2 separate regions of the Mus musculus genome follow, and region 2 is linked to region 1. A link is a contact called in ENCODE POLR2A ChIA-PET data. All regions are on one chromosome and are shown on one strand. The core of a region is the stretch at or near the end of the contact, and the rest is flanking DNA. Distances in the headings are between cores, read along the strand shown. Region 1 holds the start of Nppb (natriuretic peptide type B). Region 2 holds the start of Mthfr (methylenetetrahydrofolate reductase).

Region 1 (3,611 bases), core at 386-2,885:
TGATTGTGGGTGTTACATTACCAATGGCTTCAAGCTCCTGCCACACACAAGCCAGATGACAGGAATGGTGATAGAGATGTGGATAGTGGCTATCTCAGAGGAGAGATAAGCTCTATCAGGAACTTGGCTGGGGGTCCTTTGTATGACCTGTTAGCCAAGAATCTGGCTTTATTCTGCCTGTGTCCTGAGAATTTACTGAAACTGGACGTGGGGGTGGTAGGCTAATTGGTTTCTCAGAGGGAAATTGTGTGAGAAGGATTAGGATTAGGAGACAAATTCATGTGCAAGGAGAAGGGTTGAGCTAAGAGTGGAGATGGAGGCATTCTCTGCCTCTCCTAAACAATTGCTTAGAAGAGAGTGTGTGTTTCCCTTGGGTCAGAACACAGAATCTCATGCAAACATGGGTCCGAGAGGCCCAGAAGCTTGCAGAAGAACCTAACAGCTTTCTCCAAATGTGACTGGTTCTGGACTCATGATCTTCTAACTATCCCCTTTCTCCATCTCTGCCTTAACCCACTGCCACTCCTGGTCATTGTCCTTGACCAACCTGACAGTTGTTAGCACAGATTCTGCAGAAGGGATAGAGACACTGGGCGCACACCTGGGTGTATATGCCTCAGCTTCACTTCCTCAGAGTCTCAATTCTCATCTGAGTGGGAGGCTGGGTGCGTTGTGTGAGGGAGACGTCACTGTTGGCCGATCAGCTAAGAGAGAGCTGGGGAGAGGCCTTTCCCACACGTCTGGAGTCTAGGCACACTTTCTCTTCCACTCATGGTGGGGGAGGAGACTTTGGCACCCAGAGATGATGCCCCAGATGGCATGGCTACGTGACCTCATCTTTGGGTCAGACTCAAAATTCTATCCTAATCAGCTCTTCTTGTTAAGGGTCAGAAAGGAGGGTTGGAATTCCAGAAGTTCCTTGTCATATCCCAGCTTTTAATCAGTTGACACTGGAGAGTGAGCATCCTCAAGCTGAAATCTTCACAAGTTTTTGAGGGGGGTTGTTGGAAGGTGGGTATCAAAACCATTGTGTGAGCCACATAGCTCCTTCTGGCCTGGAAATCGGTTGAGGAGAGAGCTTGAAAGTTGGTGTGAAGTACACGTGTGGCGATCAGAACCACGGACAGCTACCAGAGTACCCGGAAGTAGTGCAGTCCAGCTAGGTGCTGGGAAGCCAGGCCGGGCCTGGATTACAGGTTTGGAGGACACTCTCCCCGGGAGGCTGGTGATGGTGGGTGTTGTTTGGGAATGTTTTCCATGAGTCACGCCATAAGCCCCACACTCGCCACAGGCTGGGAAAGCTGGGGCTCTCCCCGCCATTTCCAATAGGGGTGGGGCAGGATGTCATAGGCCCTCAGGCTCTGCATGAAAGAAGGGAGCAGGAAGCAAGGACTGTTAGTGTGTTCCGCACACCCCCACCCTAGCCCAGCCCATTTCTATACAAGGCTTGCTCTCCACAGCCTCCACCCACAATGAATACTCCACACAGGCACAGAGGGGTGAATTCTCAGGTCCTGAGCTCAGCCGGCAGGAATGCAGCTGATAAATCAGAGATAACCCCACCCCTACTCCGTGAAAAGGTCTGGCCGGACACTCAGCCCCAGTATAAAAGGCAGAGGCACCGTTGTTGAAGACACCAGTGCACAAGCTGCTTGGGGAGGCGAGACAAGGGAGAACACGGCATCATTGCCTGGCCCATCGCTTCTGCGGCATGGATCTCCTGAAGGTGCTGTCCCAGATGATTCTGTTTCTGCTTTTCCTTTATCTGTCACCGCTGGGAGGTCACTCCTATCCTCTGGGAAGTCCTAGCCAGTCTCCAGAGCAATTCAAGATGCAGGTGAGCACTGAGGGTCTGCCTGAAGGGTTTGGGAAGCGGCAATGAAAAGACCTCGAGTCCTTTGGGAATTAGCCATGTGAGAGTCAGCAAACTGAAAGATTGGGCAGCATATCTCTTAACTGATGAGCACTATGGAAGGATGGGGGATTCAGGTGTGTGTGTTTCTGACGTCTGGGCTCCCCAATCCATCACAGAAGCTGCTGGAGCTGATAAGAGAAAAGTCGGAGGAAATGGCCCAGAGACAGCTCTTGAAGGACCAAGGCCTCACAAAAGAACACCCAAAAAGAGTCCTTCGGTCTCAAGGCAGCACCCTCCGGGTCCAGCAGAGACCTCAAAATTCCAAGGTGACACATATCTCAAGCTGCTTTGGGCACAAGATAGACCGGATCGGATCCGTCAGTCGTTTGGGCTGTAACGGTGAGCACCTACCTTGCCACTTCCCTGCAAAGCTGCACACCCATCCCATCCCCGTGCATGCTACCCTTAGAGGCCCCTAGGTTTGCTATCTGGCATACTCCTGCAGCCTGTCAGGAAATATCACATGGGTTCTGCATTACATTCTCACAGGTCAGCACCTACCTTCCATCAGAGGGGTCACACGCTCTGAGGGAGCAGACTGCCTGATGTCTAATCACCCCTTCACAAGGCAGAAAGAGTTCTGAGCATTTCCCCTCAGGCAAAGGGCATGCCCAACCCACTTTACAGGAGAAACAGAGGCCCTGTGAGATAGCTTTTTCCAGAGCCTTAAACTTCGACATCATCTGGGGACTGAAGATGGGGGTGTGGTGGTGGTGGGGGACTCGGCACCTGCTTCAGTTTCACTTCCGAGTGTGACATTGCCCTGTCTCTCCTCCCCACAGCACTGAAGTTGTTGTAGGAAGACCTCCTGGCTGCAGGAGACTCCAGTTTCTGACTCTGCCTGGGTCTCTTTCCCCAGCTCTGGGACCACCTTTGAAGTGATCCTATTTATTTATTTATTTATATTTATTTTTATTTTTATTTTTTAATTTATTTTGTTGTTTTTCTACAAGACTGTTTCTTATCTTGGAGCACAAACTTGCCACAACATAATAAACATAGCGTATTTCCTGCTTTTGAAAAGGATTTGTGTCCGTGAGTTTCAATCTATCTCTTAGCTCTTTTACTTTGCTTTTGTTTATTTTGGTTTAAGATAGACCTGGCTGTCCTCAAACTCGCAGAGATCCACCTGCCTCTCCCACCAGAGTGCAGGGATCAAGGGCATGTACCACGGCTGCCCAGCTGGAACCCTCTCCTTTGAATGCCATGTATCACCGAAACTCAGCTGAGGGCCAAAGGTCCTCATGACTAGTAATGTCATGATTATCATCACTCCCATTTTATGGGCGAGAAAACTGAAATTCAGAAAAGCCAGGCCTCCTGGGACATGAGGGGACAGCTGAGTGGCTGGCACATCTGTTCTGGCTGGCTTGAGCAGAGCTCTGGAGAGTGTCTAATGGAGAGAGGGGACCGAGAGGTGGCTCTTCGTGTGATTTCTCATTTCGATCTTGTGTGCACTCAAGGCTGTGGATATCTAATGAAAGCAATGAGGGTTTTTTTTTTCTTTTTTAAAGTTGAGGTTTAAAAAGTAGCTTATTTTCCAAGCATCCGTGAGTCATCTTCTGATGCTTCTGATGCAGAGGCAACGAGTAGCTAGAACAGTTGATGTGGACAAAGCCCTTTTTAACAAGGCAGGCACGGTTCCATCAGCTGGGACAGCCCCTTGTGACTCTGAGAAGAAGCTGAGCACCCTCCT
Region 2 (3,611 bases), core at 605-3,104, 53 kb after region 1:
GTGTGACAGAGTTACTCAAAAGGTTGGATAGGGAAACAAAAATGTTGGATAGGGAGGCTGGAGAGATGGCTCAGCAGTTAAGAGCACTGACTGCTCTTGCAGAGGTCCTGAGTTCAACTCCCAGCAACCACATGGTGGCTTATGACCATCTGTAATAGGAATCCGTGTCCGAAGACAGCTACAGTATACTCATATACATTAATTAAATAAATAAATCTTTTTCAAAAAATAAGAGGTTGGGATAGGATTGATGGAGCAGCCTTTGTGAGTCTCCAGAAGAGCTCTTCCCATCTCAGCCTCCCAAGTCCAGTGGCAAACTAAAAGGAACCACAACATGTGGCCCCACACTCTTCAAAGTTTCATATCTGAAACTGGAAACTATAATCCAGAATAGGGCAGAAGAGAGAGAGGCAAGGTCTCCTCACAGCTCACGAGAGAGACTGTTTTGAGCACTCACAGGGAAGAGCTTCGACCCTGGGTCCCTGGAAGGTTTAATGGCAAACACGCTCTATATCCAGGCAGAACTGGAATGCATCACCACCAGACTGTGGGACCAGGTTAAGGACTTGCTAGGCAGTCATCTCCCCCATTCCCTGAGGCAGAGGGTCAAAGAGCATCTCTGGTTGGAGGCCTGAAGCACTCAGTCCTCTCACTACACCAGTTACCCAGGACAGCATCTGGAACACCTCACCTCATAGTCTTTCCTTGGAAGAATCTCATCCTCTTCTTCCTGTGTCTCCCCAAGGATGGTCTAGAAAAACAGATTCACAGAATGGAGATCTTTTAATGGGTTAAGGGTACAAGGAGGGTAGTATTATTAAAATCGAAATTAGCTAGAGCCATCTTCAAAGAGGAACAATGTTTCAAAACCATGAGCTCTACATTTCTATTGATCGGCGAATTCTTTAAATCGTAATGCTCACCTTCAGGACACCTGAAAGATGTCTGATGGCAGCTTCGTTGGAGGAGAAAATTCGTGTTTCATTTGACAATAGACTGACTACGGAATCGGGGGGAATGAATCAATTCTGAGAACACAACTCAAGTTTTCCCAGCTTGCTTTGCACGGGGAAGCTGGATCACCAGTGACCCAGAAAGAGTGAAGGGTAGAGAATAAGAACAGGCCAGAGAAACTACACCAACGGCATGGGCGTCACGTCCCGCGCAAGGGCTCATTCTACAATGCTTGCTTCGTTCAAAACTCAAAGAGAATATGGACGGCATTAATTCAAGCTGGCCGAGGCCCTCCCTCGGAGTCCAGAGAGAGGTTATAGAACAGAACTCTGGCTGGGGCACGCGGAGGTAAGCTGGATGCTTCCCGAGCCCAGGCAGCGGTCTCCGGGCCCCACCCGCTGCCACCTGCAGGCGCGGTCCGGCGCGGCCCCACCCCCGGCAACGCCTCTTGTCATCCTGTCATCCCTCCGTAGCCACCCCTTCCCCAGCCAGGCAGCCGCTCACCAGCTCCTCGGGGGTGCGGCTCTCCCGTTCACCGCAGCAGCAACACCACCGGCAGCAGCAGCACACGGACCCCCTGCACCCCGCCATCTTCCTCCTTTGCTGCCGCTCCGGACCACCTAGGCCAACCCCCCTCCCACCCAGGATCCGCGCCTCACGTGACTGGCCCCGGGAGGGTCACGTGGCCCTCTCGAGCTCTGGGTCCGGAGACAGGGAGTGGCTGCAGACGGGTGGGGCGAGGGCTCGCGTCACATGACGCAGTACTTGGCTGGCTTCCCCTGAGACCTCTGGGCGCGGCCATGTTGGGGCGGGACTTCCGGCCGTCGTCTCGTCTCGTAGATGTGGCTTCCGCCTGCCGCTCGTCCTGTTTCCCTTAGCAACCGACAGCTCCGCCCCGCCTTCTTCGCCAGCCCTAGGGAGGTGGCACCCTCGCCGCCACCGATCTGACGCAAGAGGTAACGCAAAAGGCTTGGGACGCTGCGGATAGATTCGCAGAGTCGGGAACACACCACCGCAAGCTAGACCTGTGGGCAGGCGGTTAGGTGCTGGCCGGCCCTTTGCACGTGAAGGCTCCTTAGGGCCTATGAATACTCATGGAGGCTGTCACCCCAGCCCCACTACCTGCAGGAAGGTATCTCAAAGTTAAAGGAATCCTGGATCTGGGGCAGTGATCCAGACCCTGCAGCCTTCTGGGACCCGCATCCCCGCCACGGCCTGTGACCCATTGACCAGGTGACCCGATTACCATCCCTCAGGCCATGGTGGCTGCCTGCCATAGTGTCTGTCTGTCTAGCTCTCTCGCTCGCTCTCTGGGATTTTGTTTGGTTTGGTTTGGTTTTCGCGACAGATTCTCTGTGTAGCCCTAGCTGTTCTGAAACTCTCTGTAGATCAGGCCTCGAACTCCGAGATCCATTGCCTCCTGCGAGCTGAGATTAAATATGTGCGTTGTCATGCCTGGTTGCCATAGTCTCTTAAACCCATCTCCCTGACAGCATCTGGAAAGGAAGAGTGGACCGACCATTAGTTTCAACGCCCAGGTGTCCATAGCATCCTGCAGTTCACATGCATCTATCACAACTCTTCCGGGAGTGGTGGGCTCAGTGTTTGTCAGTCTTATTTAAATGATCAGTAGGTGGCAGCGAGGCATTTTGAGATTGGTGTGGAGGTCTTGGCAGTTTTGAGCCCAGTGAGTACTGCCTGTTTTACTACTCTGCCAGGCACTGGCGATGCCACGCCTGAGACTGGTCTTTCTGGTCCAGTCACAGGCAGGGGACTGGACAGTAGAAGGGTAAACAAATTTGTCGGTTCACAGGCTCATCCTTGTGTGATTTGGGAGCTCAACTAATAATGGATAGGGGGTGGGAACTGTTAGAAATGCTTAAACCGAGCCGGGTGTGATGGCGCACGCCTTTAATCCCAACACTCAGGAGGCAGAGGCAGGCGGATTTCTGAGTTTGAGGCCAGCCTGGTCTACAAAGTGAGTTCCAAGACATCCAGGGCTCTACAGAAAAACCCTGTCTCGAAAAACCAGAAAAAAAAACAAAAATGCTTAAACCTTGGAGCGGTTTGCTGTGCCTGAGTCAGCTCCTCCGGTTTTGTTCCAGCAGTGAAAACGAGGCATTTCCCTTGGGTGGAGGAGGAAGGCCTTTGAAGGCCTTTCTCACTCTCCATGAGAACCTGGCAGTTTTAGGTCAGAACAGAAGTGGGACAGATAGATTGGGAGTAACACTGGCACTAAGTCTGGAGTCCAGGAGGGGAAAGAGCAATGGATTTCTTCCGATTCTTGAAGCTGAGACCCAAAATGGTACACTGACTTAAGAGGTGGAAGTTTCTGGAAAGAAACAAACCTGACCTGGTTTCTCTGTTGCTCCACGTCACCACACAGATAGCCACTACTGTGCTGGCCCACTGCTGTGCAGTGGTAGTGTTTGCTTCTTTTCCAGACTAGACTGCAGTATGGCCCTGTGCCCTGTTGGAAGGGCGTATGTGGTAGACTGTGGTCACTGATCCTTTTGACTTAATTGGCGTGTTTAGGGAGAGCTGCTACCAGGGCAGGCACAGATGGAACAACCTTTGTTCAGAGTTGGACATAAATCCATCCCTACCCTCGGTGACTTCAGTCCACCTGCCTCTGCAGCCCAGCCCGTGGCAAGTTC

Evidence for each region. ChIA-PET counts read pairs that join two places held with the same protein, here RNA polymerase II (POLR2A).
Region 2: POLR2A ChIA-PET joins it to region 1 with 21 read pairs in embryonic stem cell. The contact joins the promoter of Mthfr here to the promoter of Nppb in region 1. POLR2A ChIA-PET finds 5 or more read pairs at or near these places in 4 of 5 experiments (Patski and embryonic stem cell).

Annotation. Positions count from the first base shown.
Region 1 is chr4:147,984,265-147,987,875 of GRCm38, forward strand. It overlaps Nppb (natriuretic peptide type B), which reads left to right and starts at 1,636. Exons shown (of 3, transcript NM_008726.6): 1 at 1,636-1,837; 2 at 2,032-2,254; 3 at 2,698-2,941. The coding sequence starts at 1,712. The coding sequence ends at 2,714.
Region 2 is chr4:148,037,223-148,040,833 of GRCm38, forward strand. It overlaps Mthfr (methylenetetrahydrofolate reductase), which reads left to right and starts at 1,855. Exons shown (of 12, transcript NM_010840.3): 1 at 1,855-1,910. It overlaps Clcn6 (chloride channel, voltage-sensitive 6), which reads right to left and starts at 1,591. Exons shown (of 23, transcript NM_011929.3): 1 at 1,459-1,591; 2 at 692-751. The coding sequence starts at 1,545. RefSeq lists promoters at 1,305-1,943, 1,754-1,943, 2,196-3,611.